2 separate regions of the Homo sapiens genome follow, and region 2 is linked to region 1. A link is an interaction called in ENCODE POLR2A ChIA-PET data of the cell type or tissue named here. Cell type or tissue: CD4-positive, alpha-beta T cell. All regions are shown on one strand. Each heading gives the region's core, and the rest is flanking DNA. Links, peaks and the distances in the headings are about the cores only. Region 1 overlaps DGKZ (diacylglycerol kinase zeta). Region 2 overlaps CSTPP1 (centriolar satellite-associated tubulin polyglutamylase complex regulator 1).

Evidence for each region. Peaks named below come from ENCODE experiments on the same cell type or tissue, not always from the same donor. Only the 100,000 strongest peaks of a DNase experiment are listed, where the experiment ranks them.
Region 2: POLR2A ChIA-PET joins it to region 1 with 6 read pairs; 1 of 35 experiments calls an interaction of 5 or more read pairs at or near these places.

What each region holds. Positions count from the first base shown.
Region 1 is chr11:46,354,820-46,365,587 of GRCh38, forward strand. All of the region lies in intron 1 of DGKZ (diacylglycerol kinase zeta), which reads left to right. Among named protein-coding and RNA genes, the nearest start is that of DGKZ, 13 kb to the left of the region's middle. RefSeq lists an enhancer at 853-1,721. In CD4-positive, alpha-beta T cell, for the core only: no CTCF peak of the experiment used is centred there; DNase peaks (open chromatin) are centred at 6,232, 6,712, 8,412 and 8,920; H3K4me3 peaks cover 1,470 bases; H3K27ac peaks cover 1,643 bases.
Region 2 is chr11:47,154,396-47,164,363 of GRCh38, forward strand. CSTPP1 (centriolar satellite-associated tubulin polyglutamylase complex regulator 1) reads left to right here. Exons shown (of 9, transcript NM_024113.5): 5 at 781-866; 6 at 2,628-2,823; 7 at 3,418-3,527; 8 at 6,732-6,795; 9 at 7,069-7,852. The coding sequence ends at 7,243. ARFGAP2 (ARF GTPase activating protein 2) reads right to left here. Exons shown (of 16, transcript NM_032389.6): 16 at 9,906-9,968. It overlaps LOC124902672 (a long non-coding RNA gene), which reads right to left and starts at 2,631. Exons shown (of 2, transcript XR_007062668.1): 1 at 2,388-2,631; 2 at 1-128. RefSeq lists silencers at 6,663-6,957, 6,708-6,874. In CD4-positive, alpha-beta T cell, for the core only: CTCF peaks have their summits at 6,908, 7,135 and 7,344 (motif pointing left); DNase peaks (open chromatin) are centred at 6,816 and 7,336.

The DNA of each region.
Region 1 (10,768 bases), core at 4,648-9,647:
GGTTTTTCCCTCAATATTGTTTTGGAGATTTAACCATCCTAAACATGAATTCTCACGGATCCATTTTAACCTCCACGTCCGATTCCATTGTGTAACAGCAGCTTATTTGCCCAGGCTCTGTTGACGGACACTTGGGTGGTGTGCAGTTTTTCGCTATTGCAAGCGATCCCTCTGTGTTCTCTCCACCAGTGCTTGCTCACAGGGTCTGTGTATTTTCAGCTTAGACAGATGTTGCCAAATTGTGCTCCGAAGTAGTTGTCCTAATTTTTAGGCCTCTGTGTTTATTTTTTTATTTTATTTTATTTTTTTGAGACAGAGTCTCACTCTCGCCCAGGCTAGAGTGCAGTGGTGCGATCTCGGCTCACTGCCAGCTCTGCCTCCCGGGTTCAGGCCATTCTCCTGCCTCAGCCTCCCAAGTAGCTGGGACTACAGGCGCCCGCCACCACGCCCGGCTAATTTTTTGTATTTTTAGTAGAGACGGGGTTTCGCCATGTTAGCCAGGATGGTCTCGATCTCCCGACCTCGTGATCCGCCCGCCTCAGCCTCCCAAAGTGCTGGGATTACAGGCATGAGCCACCGCGCCCGGCTATTTTCTTTCTTAAAACTTTCAGTAAACTGGGGAATTGTTTCCCAGGAACAAACACTTTCTCCTTCAAGCCTGCAACACTCCCTTGAGAGAGACGAGGGTGGGCATTAGCCCTATTTATCAGATCAGGAAACTGAGGCTGAGGCAGGTTAAAAGGCTTAGCTTGAGGTCATGTAGCTGGTCAGAGGCAGATCCTCTGGGCCTTTGAAGCTAAACCTACTGTGAAGGCCTTTGTCCCCTGTGTGAGTAGTGTGGAAGCCTGGAGAGTGGGGTGGGGCCCTGGGGGCTGATGGGGGAGGGAGCAACATGGTCAGAAAGTTGAGGGGGGAGGTGTTAAATTTTTTTTTTTTCTTTTTTTGAGATGGAGTTTTGCTCTTGTTGCCCAGGTTGGAGCGCAATGGCGCGGTCTCGGCTCACCGCAACCCCTGCCTCTGAGGTTCAAGCGATTCACCTGCCTCAGCCTCCCAAGTAGCTGGGATTACAGGCATGGGCCACCACACCCGGCTAATTTTGTATTTTTAGTAGAGATGGAGTTTCTCCATGTTGGTCAAGCTGGTCTCGAGCTCCTGACCTCAGGTGATCTGCCCGCCTCAGCCTCCCAAAGTGCTGGGATTACAGGCATGAGCCACCCGCCCGGCCAGGGTGTTAATATTGAATGAGGGGTGAGGGGGAAATGCTTCTCCCAGCAGATGGGGAATGGGAGCCCTCTGCAGACACAGGAGAAGACAAGGATGGGACGGTCACCAGAGAAGAGTGGGGGCCCGCGAGGGGTTTATAACAAAGGGGCCCCTTTGGGAGGCTAAGGGAGATATATTGGCATTCCCATCAGGGATCGGTTTCAGTGTTGCCTCTGAGACACCAGAGCTCAGCCCAGACCAGACTTGTCCACCCAGTGCAGCAGGAAGTTCTCGGGAGCTGGCCCACTCCTGGGGCTCTGTGCCCACCTGAAGCCTGTGCTGTCAGCGGGATCCATGAGGCTGAGTCCAGACCATGCGCTGTTCCCTCCACTCACTCTTCAAACCACACCCAGCACTTCTACACTCTGGGGATGCCATTAGAAGCAATGTGAGGCCCTGGGGCTCACAGCCTGTCCGGGGATGCAGATTTGCACATTAGTGCTGATTGCCCAGGGTCTGAGAGGAAAACCATGAGGGAGAATTCACTGAGTAGAGAGGGGAGTGGTATTCCAGGTAGGGAGACCACCGGATGCCACGTGGTGCCACGTGGAAAAGGGACCCGCGGTGTTTTGTTTGCCAGAAGCATCCAGGGTGGAGCCTGAGGGGTCGAGGGTATGTGCCATGGAACACACTACTGAGTTCAAACCCCAGCACTGCCACATGTTAGCTGGACGACTTCAGGCAAATGACTTAACCGCTTTGTCTCTCAGTTTCCTCATCTGCAATATGAGGATACGGGCCATGGGGATAAGAATACCAACTATTCTTAGGAGGATTCGTAGCTTAATATTTGTAAAAACACTTAGAGTAGTGTCTGGTGGAGTGAGTTATGTAAGTGTCAAATACAGCATTAAAAATATGAAAGAGCAGAGAGGAGGCTGGGAGGCCTGTTGCCTGCCAGCCCCAGGTCTTTGCATTTTGCTCAGCTGACAGTAGAGTCAGTAAAAGGTGATTGGGTGCTTTAGGATGAATTCTGATGGCAGCGGGAGTCTGGCTTGGAGGGAGGCACTAAAGGAATGGGTTGGTCATTTGTTGCGCAAACATCTCTTTGAGGCCTAGCAGGGGCTGAGTCAGGGACTCGGATGTGAAAGAAGAGACTGGGGGTATTTCACCAAGGAGCTCAGGCCAGCTTAGGATCCCCGCCTAGCCCCCAAGCCTCTGAGACAGCCCCTCCTCCCCTTTCCTTGCCCACCACCCTCCCCTTGTGACTTCATGTCACCAAACCGACTATCTAGTTTTCATGAGAAAGCCATGGAGAACATGGAGCGGGCGATAGCATCCAGCCCAGAAAGGGGCCTCCAGGTGTCACTCTTGGGGTCCTCTAGAGAGGAGAGGAAGGTGGCCACCCAAACCAAGGCTGTTGCCATCCCCTTGTACCCAACAAAGAGAAGTGGCCTGAGCCAGCTGGAGCCTGTGGTCAGCCGTTGCATGTGGTTACACAAGGTGGAAGAAGCCTTTCTCCTCCCTTAAGGTGCTGGCCCCTCCCCTGTGGAATTCCCTGTTCTTTCCTCCTGCACTGATCAGCAGTAAATGCTGGACTCACTGCCAGGCACCATGCCGGGCATGCCCAGATGCGCTAGACCTGGCCCCGGCCCCCCAGGAGCTCGCGGTCTGGTGGAGGAGCAGGCATGTGGGCTGAAAGAAGCAGGCCTCCCAGGGCTCTAGTGGCAGGGGAGCCAAATGGGCAGTGCGGAGCTGTGAGTAGGAGGGGTGTTCCGTTGGCTGTGAGCAGGCAGCTGCTTATCAGGTAGAGAGGGAGGCCAGTATTCGGGGCAGAAGGTGTGCCAGGTGCGGCGGCACAGCAGTAAGTCAGGCACAGCCAGATTGGGGCACAGAGAATAGGCTGGCTTGGTTAGAACTAAGGCTTCGTGTCACAGTACAGGAGGCTTAGTGCCACACCGCAGGAGCCACGTCTGCCAGGGTGGAGAAGGCAGATTCACTCTGAATCAGTGGTCTTAAAAAGTATGGTCCTGGGGGTGCCCTGACCCATTTCAGGGATTTGATAAAGTCAAAACTATTTTCAGAGATACCCTGGTTCCTGCCTTTTTTTTGCTGTGCTGATGGCACAAAAGCAGTGGTGGGTAAAACTGCTAGCCCCTCAACGCGAATCTAGGCAGGGGCCCCAACATCAGAGTCCTTACTCCATACATACATTTCTTTAAAAGTAGTGAAGATCATTAATTTTATAAAGTCTAGACCCTTGTGTACCTATATCTTCTGATATTTTACATGAAGGAATATGAAATATATATAAGGCACCTTTGCTGCAAACCAAACTGTGATGAGGAAAAGCTCTTAACTCGATGCAGTTGTAAGCTGTACTAGATGCTTTTTTTTTTAAGAACACCATTTGTACTTGGACACCTGATAGACAAACTAGTCAGATGTAGGTATTTGGCAGACATTTTCTCAAAAGTGCATGACATGAGCTTGTCATTTCCAAAACAGTGTCATTATTTGTTGCCAGGCACAGGCCACCATGGCTCATATCTGTAATCCTATCACTTTGGGAGGCCAAGGCAGGAGGATCACTTGAGCCCACGGGTTAAAGACCAGCTTGGGCAACATAGTGAGACCTCATCTCTACATATATTTTTTAAAAATAAGTAATAAAATATTTGTTGCCAATGATAAAATTTGAGCTTTTGAGCAAAAATGAGAATTTTGGAAACCTTTTATTCACTTCCTAGAGCCTGACGGCTTCCTCAGGCTTAAAATTTTTCTGATGAGATCAGTAGTGAAGTTAGTGTGATTTTTGGTATTGTATAATAACATGTGGGCCAGGTGTGGAGGCTCACACCTGTAATCCCAGCACTTTGGGAGGCTGAGGCGGGCAGATCACCTGAGGTCAGGAGTTTGAGAGCAGCCTGGCCAACATGGTGAAACCCCATCTCTACTAAAAATACAAAAATTAGCTGGATATGGTGGTGCACACCTGTAATCCCAGCAACTCGGGAGGCTGAGGCAGGAGAATCACTTGAGCCTGGGAGGAGGTTGCAGTGAACTGAGATCGCAACACTGCACTCCAGCCTGGGCGACAGAGCAAGACTGTATCTCAAAAAAAAAATAATAAAATAAGGCCAGGTGCTGTGAATCATGCCTGTAATCCCAGCACTTTGGGAGGCCAAGGCGGGCGGATCACGAGGTCAGGAGTTCGAGGTCAGCCTGGCCAACATGGTGAAACCCCGTCTCTACTAAAAATACAAAAAAAAATTAGCTGGGCATGGTGGCCCATGCCTGTAATCCCAGCTAGTCAGGAGGCTGAGACAGGAGAGTCACTTGAGCCTGGGAGGCTGGGGTTGCAGTGAGCTGAGATTGCGCCATTGCACTCCAGCCTGGGCGATAAGAGCCAGACTCCATCTCAAAAATAAAATAAAATAAAATGTGTCACCATTTGGAAGATCTGCATAACTCAGTAAACCAGTATTTTCCAATGACTGGTGCTTGATGTTACAAAATTCAAAATGCAAGGTAGTCCAGTGGAAAGTTCATTGACGTGGTTTTATATTTATATTTATTTATATTTATTTATTTATTTTGAGATGGAGTCTCGCTCTGTGGCCAAGGCTGGAGTGCAGTGGCGTGATCTCGGCTCACTGCAGCCTCCGCTTCCCAGGTTCAAGCGATTCTCCTGCCTCAGCCTCCCGAGTAGCTGGGATTACAGGCACCTGCCATCATGCCCGGCTAATTTTTTTTTTTTTTTTTTTGTATTGTTAGTAGAGACGGGGTTTTGCCATGTTGGCCAGACTGGTCTCGAACTCCTGACCTCAGTTGATCCGCCCACCTCGGCCTCCCAAAATGCTGGGATTACAGGCGTGAACCACTGTGCCCGGCCTGATACGGTTTTAGATTCCACATTGCAACTAACCTTTGAGAAACTGTCATTTGTCATATTTTGGTGTAGTAGCAAAGAAAATCTATAATTACCTGGAAAGGCTGTTAAAGATATTCCTTCTTTTTGTAACTACATGTCTGTGTGAGGCAGAATTTTCTTCATATACTTCAACCAAAACAACATGTCACAACAGATTGAATGCAGGGATAGACAGGAGAATCCAGCTGCCTTCTATTAGGCCAGATGTTAAAGAGATTTGCAAAAAATGTAAAATGATGCCACTCTTTTTGCTAACTTTTTTTTAGAAAATTATTTATAAAAGTGTTGTTTATATTAACGTAATGGGCTTATTGTTTTAAGCTAGTAAGTATCTTAAACATTTCTCAGTTTTAACATCTGATATGATACATATTAATAGCTGTCACCCCCTAAAACAAAACTCTTTTGGGATCTTCACCAATTTTGAGAGTGTAAAGGGGTCTGGGAGCTTTCAAGTTGCTGAACACATGGAGGTTCCTGGAGGATGGTGTGCCCAGGGAGGGCGTGGAAGCTCCTCGCCCCTTTCCTCATCAAAAAAAAAAAAAAAAAGGCTGGGTGCGGTGGCTCATGCCTGTAATCCTAGCACTTTGGGAGGCCGAGGTGGGCGGATCACGAGGTCAGGAGTTCGAGACCAGCCTGGCCAACATGGTGAAACCCCGTCTCTACTAAAAATACAAAAATTAGCTGGGCATGGTGGCAGGTGCCTGTAATCCCAGCTACTCGGGAAGCTGGGCCAGGAGAATCATCTGAACCCGGGAGGCGGAGGTTGCAGTGAGCTGAGATCACGCCATTGCACTCCAGCCTGGGTGACAGGGCAAGACTCCATCTCAAAGAAAAAAAAAAAGAGTTTAAAGAGGTCTTGGGATCAGGCAGTTGGACAGCTGCCACTCCAGACCCTAGGGTACCATGTCAGGACTGGGAGTTGGGGGGGTGGCATTCCAGTCAGGATACATATAACACAGACTGGTGTCTTCTGGGCGTTCCTTAGCTTGGCAGAGCCAGAAGACCCAGAAGCTGGAGTCCCAGCTCAACCAAATCGGAGTTGTGGGCAGTCACGGGCTTCCACAAGCCTCGAGTTGCCCCATCTATTCAGTGGGACAGTAGTGCTGTCTGCACAGGGGAAATACCAGCCTCCCGTTTGTAATGCTGGTGAAAAGTACTTTGTAAGTTGTGAAACACTCCACAGATACTTATTTTTGTGATTGTTTTGTCTGGAGCCGGTGTGATTAGCTTCCCCAGACCTCAGAAAACCTGTCCAGTGGGCGTGAGAAGGCATTAGGTGGCTAAATAGGGGGCATTAGTGGGGGGCCCCCTCCCTAAAAGGGCCTGGCTCCCACTTCTCCCTCCTTAGACCTCGTTCCCAAGCTGAGGCATGGGCTGGGCTGTACTGGGTGCCAGGTGGAAGGGAGGCCACTGGGTTGTCACCCAGCCTGGCTCTGGGAACCTTGGGAAAAGGAGCTGGGAGGCACGCTCGTGCGCTGTGTGCCCGTCCGCCCACCCGTCGCCTGCTGCAGGGCCTGGAGCCGCTGCTGGGAGAGGAAGTGCGTTCAGTTACCAATCGGGTTATTTTCATAACGGCTGTCTCAGGCTGCAGGGAGGAGGGTGACAAGGGGGAGGGGGCAGAGGAGCAGCCACGGCTGCTAGCTCTCCAAACTAGGACTTGCTCAGCAGAGGCCGCCAGCCCGGAGCTGGATCCAGAGCCCGGCCTTGGGGACCCCAGCTCCCACCTGCGCCCTGCCTTCCAGATCAGGTCAAAAGGGGCCCCCAGCCCCTCCTTGCTTTCTGCTTCCTCCCTCTGTATCTGGCTGGGTGGGTGCGGGGAGGGTTGGATCCGGGCGGACCCGGGCCCCACCATCCCTAGGCAAGGAGCCTGCCCTGCCAGGTTCCTGAAGCTGATGGAAAAGGGTCCCCCCGAGCTCCTGCTGAGCCAGGGCAGACCCTGCCGACTAAACACTCACTGGCCTGGTCGCCTTCTTACCATCCAGCCTGGCCCACCTGCTCCCCGAGGTACATTTTGTTTGTTGTTTTTGACAGGATCCCTGTGGTGAGTCTCAGCCTGGGGAAGGGAGGAGGACTCTGCCTCCCCAGCCCCTAGGCTGACTGGGGAGGGACTGGCCTCCCTTCCAGCTTCCCCACCTCCTTCCCTCCAACCCAGGTCTGTGGGAGCAGAGCCGAGGGGGTTCTGGGGAGGCAGCTGCAGGCCCTTGCTCTGGGGCTGCTGGAGGTGGGGTCGCCATGCACCATGCCCAGCCTTCACGGAGCAGAAGGCGGACGAGGCCCTGCCCAGGGTGTGGAGTGGGCGCTCTGGGTCAGTCCCATGGGGTATCCTGTGAGAGCAACTCAGGGGGCCAGGCCTGGTACCGGGTGCAGAGGGCATTCCTCATGGCACGAGCAGATACCCAGGTGACACCTGTGGCCGGCTCTGTTCCTCATGCGGTGGGTGGTGGCCACCCTGGGCACTCCTGCTTCCCTTTCTGGGTTCCTGGCCTCACTGTGGGCAGACAGACCCCAGGAGGTAGCACAATCACATGCTCTGGTGTCTATGGTGGGTGTAGGCCCTGCCAGGCCCTGCTGTCTGCCAGGTATCACCAGGCACTCTCTCTCTGTCATCGCATCCAGACCTCCTTTAGGCCAATCTTCTGAACCAGGTGGTGTGAGCTCCATTTTGCAGATGAGAAAATTGAGGCTCAGAAAGGTTAGTGGATCAGTCTAGGGTGGCAGTGGCAGATTCAGGATGCCAACGCCCTTGAAACTAGCACAGGGCGTGAGATGGCCTGGGCTCTGGAGGGTGGGTGTCCTGTCCGCTCCAGCTGTAGCTGATGAAGCTCTCCGGCCTGCCTGCCCCGATAGCAGCCACTGCAGCTCGGCCACCTGCAGCCACAGCCACTGTCCAGCAAGGGTGCACGGCCAGACACCAATGGTCTTGTCTCCTGACTTCCTCTGTCCTTTCCCAGGCCCTGTCCTTGTCAGGCCCCAGAGCCGGCCAAGGGTTGATGGGGTCCCCTGAGTCCTTTCCCATCCTGTCCCCATTGGTGTAACAGGCTCCCCACCCGGAGACCGAGGGACAGCCATTTTGCTGTGCTCTTGGTGTTGAAGCCCTCAGGGTGACCTTTACACGTACTGTGTGGCGAGGTGGAGGTGACCAAGAGCACGAGGTGAGAAGACACTGTCACGCAGAGCTGCGCTATGGGAGAGGCTTAGGCCCAGGGCGGGCTCCAACAAGGCCCAGGAGAAGCCCCAGCAGAGATAGGAAGTGAGGAGTCAGGCTCTTGCTGACCAGGGACAGAGGTTTCTATGGAGACCAGAGGAACAGGAAACTCAGGCCTGCGGGGAGGGGCATGGGAGCACGGAGGCATGGGTGCCCAGCAGGAGAGCCTGTGACAAATTGTCAGCTCAGCCACTCTGACAGCCTCCCCAGACACACAGGGAAACTGAGGCCCGTGAGGGGCCAACTTGCACACAGTCACACAGCACTGCCGGCCTTGCCCACCCCACTCTGCTGGGAGGGGCGGCATCATCGGCCGCCGAGGAGACTCCTGGACAGATGTGGACCTGGGCTGCCTGGCAGTGTGTGGAGCCGGGCACCACAGGAGCTCCTGTAAGCCGCCCTTGTCTCTCGAGGGGGTCCTGGCCCCTGTTGTCAGTGCAGGTCTGGGGCCGCAAGCTGGGCTCAGCCCTCACCGCTGCCCACGGGTGCAGCGGCACCTCCCCCCACTGACTGTGGCCTTTTGTTTTCTGGGTGACAGTAGCATCAGGCGGTGTGTCCGGGTGACTAATCTCCTCCAGGCTGGGCAGCTGTCACAGGGCGGCCTGACCAGGCAGGCAGGAAAGCTGACACCCTGGGGAGGGCTGGCAGGCCGGTGCCCTGACGGCAGGGGGCAGTTGGGCCTTCAGGCTCCTCTTCCCCTGACACAAAGCAGGCCCCAGGTCGGGAAGACCCGGGTTCAGGTCCCGAATGCCGCTGACTGGCCGTGGGACTGTGGCATGTTACTGGCCCTCTTGAAGCCTCAGTTTCCCCATCTCTAGAATGGAGCTGCAGGTCCTGCTTACCTCACAGGGCTGTGGTGAGGATTACACGAGATGATAAAGTACTTAGCCCAGGGCCTGTCACGTAGCAGGTGTTCGTTATTATTCCCTATCTGGTTCCCTTTCCTACCCCATCCCAGCCTCATGTTCCAGGAGGAAGGACCCTGCAACCCACCCCATTTCTGGGACGCAGGCTTTGCCGTTAGGTAGACTTGGACTCCAGCACTGACTCCACACTGACTTGCCGTGGACTCTAGGCGGTCACCTCTGCGTCAACTTCCTCATCAGGAATGCAGTGTGATGCAGTACCTATTCCTTGGGGTTGCAGTTTATGAAATGATCTAAGTGTTTGTCAGGGGCTTAGCACAGTGCCTGACACATAGGGGCTCAGTAAATGTCAGCCGTGACACTGGTGATTTTGGGGGAGACCCAGCGCTCTCCACCCATGCCTGCTGTCCTGCCCCTGCAGCTCCCTCCGGCCCAGGTGGTCTGCTTTGAGTGGGGCACTATTTGGGGTCATAAGAGCACTGCCCTGACCTCCCTGTCATCTGAGGCAGCTGGAAACTCCAATAGGCAGAGACCAAGAGCTGAGCTGTGCAGAACTCTGCTTCCCTAGGCACCTCCACCCTGTCCATCTCTCCCCCAACACCCCTGTACCTGGCCTGAAGCTGCTCAAGACCTGCAGGGCAGTAGCAAATCAGTGCAGTGTATGGAAGGAGAAGGTGCTAGACGTGCGGCCTGGGCCTGACTCCTCCAGCCCTTCATCTTTGCCTTCATCCTTCCTCCTGCCCAACATGCGTCCAGGGCATCACCCACCATGCCTAATTAATGCCAGCCTTCAGGGGACCACAGGGCTTCTTCTGTCAGCCCCAGGCAGCACTGTCCCAGGGCTGTGACCTTGACCTCTGTGGCTGCCAGCGGTTAGGATGCATCCCCCACCAGTCTCTCCCCAGGACCAGGGCCCAGGAGATCACCTGCTGTGGGGCACAGGTGGCCTCAGGTACCTGGAGGCATCGCCAGCCTGATCCATGCCAGGCAGGCTGCCCTTCCCCCACTGTTAGGAGAGGTAGGGCACAGGAGCTCGATGCTGGCTGTGAAGAAGGGTAGGCAGGGCTGAGGTGAGCTGGCAGAGGGAGCAAAGCATGAGTTCAGGATGGGTCCATGGAGGCCAGGTCCAGGTGGGAGCTAGGATGATGCCCACAGCTCCTGCCTGCCTGCAGGAGGGAGCTCTGGGCTGTGCAGCGTTTGGAATTGTGAGTATGGGGGCTTCCAGCATCAGGGCCGCAGAAGAATGTGCAGTCACAGGCTCCATCAGGAGCAGAGTCAGAAGGGTTTCCCGGCATCACCCAGCTTCACCCTGGGGTATCCGTACTTTGTCCCTTCAGAAAGGTGAGACAGAGCAGTCGAGCACCAGAAAGTTCTTACCATCAGCACTTCAGACATACAGGCACGCACACACCCAGAATCCAGAAGGCTTTGCTTTTGGCCCAAGCCTATTGTCACGGCCCCCTGGGTGTGAAGGGAGACTGAGCAGCCTCTCTCCCAGGAGAGCCAGACAGTGACTCTCCAGTTCCCTGAGACCTGGTCTCCCCTGAGCTACACATT
Region 2 (9,968 bases), core at 4,745-9,744, 800 kb after region 1:
GATGAGGTGCTGAGCAGAGGATGAACATAGCCTTGGTCGGATCCCTTTATGAGTCAGACGGTTTTCTTCCTGTGAGGTGGGTCCTCAGTGGGAGGGACTAGAGACAGGAAAACCGTTGGGTGGGCAACCTGTGAACATGGATGCAAGGAGGAGCAGGGCGGCAGCACAAGATGAGTGTGGGTTTTGACCCTCACAAGTGCAGATTCCCCAATAGCTCTTTGCCCTCTCCCCTTGTCTGCCATCTGTGCCCCAGGGTGGCGGTGTCTGTCGCTGTTCTGGCCCTTTGGTAGCTTATTAAATCTCAGTACCACTTGCCAAGACCCTTTAAACCCCTTAGCTGTTCTTTTTGCCTTTTCTGATCAGCTGTATTTATTCTGAACTAAATGGTCCTCACGGCAGAATGAAAGGATTTACTGCTTAAGTATATGAAAAGAAACCTTGGCTGCATTACAGTTGCACCCTCTCCTCGCCACCCCCTGCCCATGCTCCATCCGCTAGCTGGTGCCACTGAGACTGAACCGGGAGCCCGCTCTGGGTACAGTGTGGTCAGTTCAGTTTGGTGGCAGAGTCCAATTGATGGAGCAGTGAGGTGACTGGGAGGAGCTTGCTTTTGGGAGCCCTCTCCTAAATGTCCTGCTGCCCCAGGGGAGACTGGCGGCCCAGGAACAGCTCTCTCTCTCCCTCTCCCCCGCACTTTTCCCTTCCTCCCTCTCCCTCTCTCCCTCCCCTCCTTAAACCTCTCCCCCATTCTCTCTCTCAGATTCTCTCTTTCCCCTTCAGGATTGTGCTCATGGACGATGCCATGGACTGCTTGATGTCTTTTTCAGATTTCCTCTTTGCCTTCCAGATCCAGTTTTACTACTCAGGTGAGTGTTCCGGGGCTCCATCTGGCTCCGCACAGGACCCTGTCTCCCTGTCCTGCCCTGCTGCCCTGCCCATCTGTGTGCCTGGCACACACGTTTCTCTTCCCCACTTCCTTTGGGGGTGTGCTTCACTGCGGGTCGCTAACAGGATGTCTAGTGTTCAGTGGTGGTCACAAGATTCAGTCTGCAGAGCCGACTTCCTCAGCCTCCTGAAGACACTGAACACCGCAGTGTTTTCAGTCAGCAACGCAACAAATCAGTTTAAGTGATAATGACAATAACAACATCCATAGCATCCACAGCATTCACTGCTTACTGAAAACTTACTATGTCCCAGGCACAGCACTGACTTTAATCTTGACAACAGCCTTGAGAGAGAGTCCTTTCAGAGACAAGCTCACAGAAGTAGTAGCCAGTCATGCAGCTCATAAGTGGTGGAGACCAGACCTGAAGGCTGACTCCAAAGCCAGCGTTCCCAACCTCGCTGCTATTTTACTGCCTTCAAGGGTCTCTCCCTTGGCAACTGATCGTGCGTTTGGGTGCACATTCTCCTCCACCCCACAGCTTTAAAAAAGCATACACCAGTCCTTTGTCACACTCCCACTCTGCTCCCCAATTCACACAGCTGCACCCTTAAGTCTCTCTGGAATCAGATGGAATAAATATAGACAAATAAATATAAATATACACCAGCTCACGCACAGAGACATCAAATGGAGTGCCGGGTTTACAAATTGCTGACTGTGTTCATAAACAAACTTGCTTAAAACAGGCTCTTCCAGTAAATAGAAGGCTGTCCTTAGATCCTAGAGGTGGCCTTCCTGCCAACTGGTGTCCCCAGCCAGCCCTGGCCTCATTTGGGCGCCACATTCTGTTTACTTGATGGCAGCCCAAGGGCTGTACAGTTAGGGGCTGGAGCCTGGGGTCTCGCCACCTGCTCTTAGCAGCACCAGTCATTTCCCATTTCTCTGAAGCTCTTGGGCCCTAGAGAAGGAGCAGCCATGTCTGGGAGAACATTTTTCCCTCACTGTCTCCCCAGCCCTCTTCTCACAGCACCCCCAGAGGGATGGGACAGCCACCACATTGGGCTGGGAGCATTACTGACACTGCCCAGCGGTGTGTGTAGAGACGAGATGGGCCATAAGTCAGCAGTTCTAACAATGGCTCAACTACGAAATTTGAAAACCATTTCAAATGACTGACTCATCAGCAGCTTTCAGGCTTTCTCTGTTCCTCGCTGGTATTCCAACACGCTTTCTTGAGGTAGAGAGGCAGGTGGCCACACACCATGGGGCTTACCAGTGGGAGCATACTCATGTTCACTCCTCCAAAAAATATTTATGGCCTTAATATGTGCCAAGCACAGTGCTAGGCAGGAGAGGCCAACAAGGCATGACCCCGCCTTTGTGCATTCCAGCAAGGAGACAGATTAGACAATTAATGACACAGAAAGCTCCTCACTGGCTAAGTGCCAGAAAAAAAAAAGCCTATGGTGCTATGAAAGTGTGCAATGGCAGGTCTCACCTGGTCCAGGAACAACTGAGCCAAGGATGGGACATTTGAGCAAAAACACAGATTAGTGTCATCTCTCATCAATGTGTTGTCAAACAAGGTTGAGAACTTCTGCTCTCAGGACACCATGCCCTGAGCACTGAGGCTGGTGTGGAACTGGGCTGACAGAGAAGGGAAGACATAGTGAACAGACAAAACATGTCCTCCCTGCCTGAGCCGTCCACACCCACACCCCCACCCCCACGGTTCCAGAATTCCTGGACAGTGTGGCTGCCATCTATGAGGACCTGCTGTCAGGCAAGAACCCCAACACAGTGATTGTGCCGACGTCGTCCAGTGGGCAGCACCGCCAACGACCTGCCTTGGGCGGGGCCGGCACGCTGGAGGGCGTGGAGGCGTCGCTGTTCTACCAGTGTCTGGAAAACCTGTGTGATCGGCACAAGTACAGGTGAGGAACGGGCATGCAGCCCCCAGCCCCCCAGCCCCAGGGGGTCGGACTGCTGGCTGCGGAACAGAGCTCCGCAGGATGTTCTGCGCGGCCCAGGCATTCTAGGGCCCTTGCTGGTCATAATGTAACAGTGCCATTTGCCCCCAAACCAGTTGTTGACTGAAAGGCTCTCAATTAGCTCACTTCAAAAGGACTGCTTTCACTCAGGCAAGACCACTGTAGTTGACCAATTTACTGGGTGACAGACTGGCCTTAACATTTTAGAGAGAAGGAAAGAGTACTCCTTGTATAAAACTTTTCTACACAAAGAGAGGGGTAAGCTGTCCTGTGTGGCACAAGTACCCTTAGGGACTGAGCAACAGGTTTGGTTTCCCGTAGCCATTTCCCACCCCCACTCCCCACCCCGGTGAAAGCACCAGTTAGTGAACATGCCAGCCCCTCCTGACCATAGTGAAGGCCTGATCCCCCAGGGCCTTGGGGCTCCCAAGGCAGGTCCCTGGCTTGGCTGTGGGTATCCTCATGAACCTGAAAGTATGGATGCAGAGGTGGCCCTGAGGCTGGCTAGGCTCTGAATGTGGCATCTCTCCTTCTTAGCTGCCCACCCCCAGCACTTGTCAAAGAGGCCCTCAGCAATGTTCAGAGACTGACCTTCTATGGATTCCTCATGGCTCTCTCAAAGCACCGTGGAATCAACCAAGCCCTCGGTAAGTCAGAGCTAAGCAGCCGTCAGCCTCTCCTGCCGCACAACACAGGGAGCAGCTGGCCTCTGTTAGCAACACGGCTCCAGAGGGGAAGGGGCATCACCATCTCTGCCTTGACTTCCCAGGGCCGGACTCAATCCCAGGGAGCAGGAATATGGCGACAAAACATGGCTCTTACACATTCCCATGGTAGGGGACAGCCCTCCCTGCCTGCAGCCCTGCCCCAACATGAAACCACCTCCCCATAGCAGAAGCGCCCAGCCCCTCCTCAGAGAACCCCAGCTCTGCTTTGGGGAGCAGCCTGCAGGTCGGGCAGACACAGGACTATTTACTCAGTGACGCTAGAGATTATATATCAAAGAGACCTGAATCCCATTTATAAACAAGGCACAGGTGTGTCTGCGGAGACCTTTTTTCCAAGCTGAAAAAAAAAATCTGATTAATCTGAAAGGGAGAAAAACAAAAGTAGGGGAAGTCTGCAGTGGCCCAGTTTTTCCTGCCTGCTGTTTTTTTTCACTGAGCCTTCTCCACCCACCCCACTGTTCCTCCTCCCACAGCCACTGCTCTCCTAAGAGAAGAGCCAGTAAGCCTCCATTCTACTACAGTTTAAGGTTTTTTGTTTTTTGTTTTATTTTGGGACAGAGTCTCGCTCTGTTGCCCAGGCTGGAGTGCTGTGTACAATCTCAGCTCACTGCAGCCTCGACCTCCCGGGCTCAAGTGATGCTCTCACCTCAGCCTCCCTAGTAGCTGGGACTACAGGCATGCGCCACCATCCTGGAAAATTTTTGTGTTTTTTGTACAGACTGGGTTTCACCATGTTGCCCAGGCTGGTTTCAAACTCCTGGGCTCAAGGGATCCCCTCACCTTGCTCTCCCAAAGTACTGGGATTACAGTTGTGAGCCACTACGCCCAGCAAGGAGTTCTTTTTTGTGTCTCGAGAGATCCTCCTGCTGTGCTTGGGATCCCAGGTGCCTGAGTCTCAAGGAAAAGACACACAGCATCCCCCTTCCTTTTGCCAGTTGAGGGAATGGGATTAAGGGAAGGAAAGTTAACATTCACTAAATGCCAACCACAGCAGGCTAAGTACTGTGCTGGATGCTTTATATTTTTTATCTTACACAATATACAGTTAGCCAGGGATGCTCTGGGATACACAAGCACAAACCCCAGCAGGCTGAACTGCATGCCACCCACAGCCTGGTTATTCTGAGTCAGTGCTTGGGGCATGCACAGGTCTGGGGAGCCCTCAACTGAAGTTGGTAGCCAAGGTTACCCACTGGACTAAGACTAGAAAGGAGGCAATTGACAGGCCAGGCGTGGTGCCTCACGCCTGTAATCCCAGCACTTTGGGAGGCTGAGGCAGGTGGATCACCTAAGGTCAGGAGTTCAAGACCAGCCTGACCAACATGGTGAAACCCCATCACTACTGAAAATACAAAAATTAGCTGGGTATAGTGGCCCGCACCTGTAATCCCAGCTACTCGGGAGGCTGAGGCATGAGAATCGGTTGAGCCCAGAAGGCGGAGGTTGCGGTGAGCCGAGATCACGCCATTGCACGCCAGCCTGTGCGACAGAGCAAGACAGTCTCAAAAAAGAAAAAAAAAACAAAAACAGGCGAGAGTCAGGAATCAAGAGTAAGGGGGAGGCGGGTGGGATCTGCCCTGGTGTTCTTTCATACTCCTCGTTATGACCACTCTTTCTTCCCACCAGTAGCAGCCACTAGGAAGGAGAAGCCAATTAGCAACTGGGTCACAGCCTGAAGTAACCTCATCCCCCTTTTCTAAGGGCCTTTAAAAAGGACACTGGCTGGGTGTGGTGGCTCACGCCTGTAATCCCAACACTTTGGGAGGCCGAGGCGGCGGATCACCTGAGGTCAGGAGTTCGAGACCAGCCTGGCCAACATGGAGAAACCCCGTCTCTACTGAAAATACAAAATTAGCCAGTTGTGGTGGCACATGCCTGTAATTCCTGCTACTGGGGAGGCTGAGACAGAAGAATCACTTGAACCAGGGAGGCGGAGGTTGCAGTGAGCCAAGATCGCATCATTGCATTTCAGCCTGGACAACAAGAGCGAAACTCCATCAAATAAATAAACACTAATAGCCAGACATGGTGGCTCCACCTGTAATCCCAGCATTTGGGGAGGCTAAAGCAAGAGGATTGCTTGAGCCCAGGAGTTAATGACCAGCCTGGGCAATATAGGGAGAACCCCGTCTCTTTAGAAAAAAAACAAAAATTAGCTGGGTGTGGTGGCATGTACCATTGGTCTCAGCTACGCAGGAGGCTGAGGTGGGAAGATCGCTTGGGCATGGGAGGTCGAGGCTGCAGTGAGCCATGATCACTGCACTCCAGCCTGGGTGACAAAGCAAAACTCTGTCTCAAAAAAAAAAAAAAAAAAAAAGTCACTCTCATTCAACCACTTTTACTGCACACTAACATTGGGTGGTTGGATGGAATGGGAGACAGAAAGAAGCATGTGGTCTCAGGCCTCACCTGCATCTCCAGCGTATGAAATAGAAATCCGGAGATACACTGGTTGACGCGTCACGGAGGTCAGCCCTGTTCCCTTAGTCCCCAGGGCACCCCACAAATGAGAGGGTTCTATGAGATGTACTTTGAAAACCACTAACTTAGGGCAAGAGGGGCCAGGAGGCATCATCTGAAAAAGATTTGGAAAAAGGGGAAATCTGCCTGTGCCGGGTTAATTCTGGCCCTGACCCAGCCTTCTCCTCTTGCCCCTGGGATCCTCCTTGGAGAAGCAGAGGCAGCATTTTTTTTTTAACCATCTGTCTCCAAAGTGGGGTCATCCTGATTTAGGGACACAAAATTAGGTAATGTCTGACCTTTGGGCTTAGCCTGGACCATATCCTTTTCAGCCCAGTACCTGAGGCCTCAAGAAGGAACTCAACTCCCAGCACCAGGTCACAACCACCACCTGGTGTTGGAAGGGGATCACCACACTCCTTGGCTGTGGTGTCTGCCCCAGGCAGGGAAAGTAGGCAGTGGGATTCAATAAATGTATCAAGCAACAGCGAGCACCTTCCTGCTCCGTGACTGTTCTTGGCCCCTCTAGCAGTCCTCAGATCTTTAGATCGGCCCTCGCAGGGTCAGCAGAACAGGCAGCCGTGAAGGTGAGGGGCATGGAGGAATCTGTTGCCTGGCTGAAGGGCCCTCAGATTAACTACTGTGCCCCCAATGATCTCCTAGGAGCTTTGCCTGACAAGGGGGATCTGATGCACGACCCAGCAATGGATGAAGAGCTGGAACGGCTGTAAGTGTCAAGTGGGAGGATACTGCCCCCTTGTGGGGGCCAGACGGGTCGGACACGGCTGTGCCCCATCTGGGGCCAACACCACTTGTCTGTAACATCCCACATCTGCCAGGGAAGGGTCTGGGGGCCAGTGGAGGCCTGAGGTGTCCCTCCCTCTGAGTCCTTTGGGGGCTGCAGCCCAGGGGTTTACCCTAGTGTTAAGAGTGGGCATGGAGGCCCTGCTCTCTGTACAGGAGGCCTCTCGCTGCCCTCCAGGCTTCTTCCCTTCTTCAGGCTGGCCCAGGTCCCAGGCCTGGTCAACTCGGTCACAGCCAGTCCAGAGGCCAGTTGCCTGCCTTCCCGGACCCCTCCCCGGGTTGGCTCTCCCTGGAGACCTCTCCATCATTCCCGAAAAGTGGATGGAGAGAGTGATGGCTCCACTGAAGAGACAGACGAGTCGGAGACTTGAGGAGTCCAAAGGGTCCTGCCCACAGCGCCCTGTACCTGCTCCCACCCAGCCCTTGGTGTGCCCACCCAGCCTCCTCTCCAGCACCTTGCTGTGCTGCCCTCTGCTGCTGACAAGGTGAATAACAGCCCCAAGACCAGCCAGAGGGGCTCTGATGATCAGCCCAGCCAGTGGCCCCGGAAGGTGAATGGCCTGCTCTCCCTGGCCCTATCAGCCTGTGAACTTCACTTAGGCCCCAAGCTGACAGACTGTGCTGAGGCCACCTTGTCACGCCGTAGCCTGTTAGTCCTCCTAACCTCTTAAGAGCAGTCTCTTCTGAGCCAGCCTCTGCGGGTCCCCCAATAAGGTTCATCTCCTCACAGCAACTCCATTAAGGGGGAGAACCCGAATAGCCACGCAGGGCCTTGCACCATCAAGGGTGACACCTGCGACGCAAGTACCAGGAGGACATAACCGCTGTGGCCTGTTGGAGAACAGCCAGTAGCCTTGGTAATATGAAGGGTGGGCCAGAAGATGATTTCACTTGCAAAAACTGCTTCAAGTCTTGACCCCTTTGTGTCTAATAGCTAAACAAACATGTGAAACGAATAAAAAGTCCCTCATGTCTGGTAACTGGTGAGTCTAAAGCTCCTAGGCTGAGGGGAGAAGGGAGAGGGGGAGTTTGGGTTTTCGGTGCTTTTCTGGTAGGACTAGGAGGTAGGCCAGTGGCCCACTCAGACCTGGGGACCTGCCTCAGACAACGAGCAGAGGGGCCTAGCTTCGCACAAGAGCAACCTTCCAGAGGAAAAGTGCTCACAGCTGGAACGGCCTTCAGGAAACAGGTTCAGAGGGTTCAAGGCCAGGTTCCCATAACTTTAAAGACCGTGGCCATAAAGGGTTAATACTGCACAGCCTTCCAGCCAGGGTTTCAGTCAACATTTGCCAAGCACCTGCTTGGGGTTAGAACAGTGGGATGCAGCTGTGAAAGACAGACAGACACAGCCTGGGGCAGACACATCCCAGCCAAGACTGGAGGCAGGTAAGGACGAGTGTCTTCAACTTCTTTGGATTGAGGGCTGAAGGGGCGGGGTCCCCCAGAAAGCAAAACCCACCCAGAAGCCCAAGCAGAACAGGACTGCCTCCTCTGAAGGTGGATGTCACCACTACTAGGCATACACATTTCCTTGGGCTCATCCCTACCCAGAACGGATCATTACAGGAACTGCCTCCCAAACCCCTGCAGAGCTGAGGCCAAGACTAGGCATTCCAGCCCCGAAGCTGCTCCAGGATGCAGTGGCTCATTGCCTGTAATCCCAGCACTTTGGGAGGCCAAGGTGGGCCAACTGCTTGAGCCCAGGAGTTCAGGACCACCCTGGGAAACATAGTAGGACCCTATCTCTACAAAATAACCTTAGCCAGGCATGGTAGCTTGCACCTGTAGTCCCAGCTACTTGGGAGACCCGAGGTAGATCACTTGAACCCAGGAGGTTGAGGCTGCAGTGAGCCATGATCGTGCCACTGCACTCCCGTCTGAGTGACTGACAGAATGAGACCATCTTAAAAAAAAAAAAAAAAAAAAGCTCAGGCTGCGTGATGAGCTCTGTAGGCCCACAATGATGCACAGCCCATAAGAGACATGGTTCTCAAATCCTGGTGTCCTCAGAATCACAGGAAAGCCTACTGACGATGCAAATTACCAAGCTCCAGAGAGTCTAACTCTATCAACTTGGGATGGAGTCCAGAAATTCCAGATGATCCCAAAGCTGAATGAGTCCCAAACCTACACTCTGCAAATCCCTGGCTTACAGCCCCCTGGCTCCCTCTGCCCATCCTTTCTAATCATCCACTTCCCAGACCAGTGGTCTGTAACTACCGTGAGGACTCCTAAGGTGGCACAGAGATGTTTCAGAAGCCCCCAAGAGAAAGGGGTGGCCAAGCTAAGGATTTACACACAAACACACACCTTTTCTTCCCTAAATTTAAAGGGTCCCATTAACGTCTAAGAGTATGTGTGTGTATGTATATATATGTAATTTTTTCTTTTTTGAGACAGGGTCTCACTTTATCACCCAAGCTGGGGTGCAGTGGCGCGATCTAGTCTCACTGCAACCTCTGCCTCCCGGGTTCAAGTGACTTCTGCTTCAGCCTCCTGAGTAGCTAGGATTACAGGCATGCACCACACCGCCCCCACCCCGCTAATTTTGTATTTTTAGTAGAAATGGGGTCTCACCATGTTGGCCAGGCTGGTTTCAAACTCCTAGCCTCAAGTGATCCACCCGCCTCAGCCTCCCAAAGTGCTGGGATGACAGCCATGAGCCACTGTACCCGGCGTTAAATATTTCTTAAACTCCACTGAAACCCATCCCCAGTCAAGCCTACTGCCGTGACAAGGGGCAGGACTGCTGAGGTTGCTCGCTCGCCCTCAGCCAGCGAGTTAAAGGGCCAACTAATGCCAGCTCTTTCCTCTGCGTGCCACAGGGTGGTGAGGTCGAAGCTGCACCGGACCTCACGGCAGCACAGAGCCAAGGAGCCAGGGGCCTTTGGCTTTCAGAGAAGAGAGAAGCAGGAGGCCCTGGAGAGAGTGTCCTCAGCTTCGGTACCGACGCCCTACCATTACCGGTGGGAGCCCAGAGAGTGAGGCCAGGGGCCGGCACTGGGCAGGGAGGCAGGATCCAGAGGACACTGCTTCACTCAGACCAACAGGGAGCCAGGCCCTGCAGGGGCTTTATTTTGACACCACTTTGTTTCA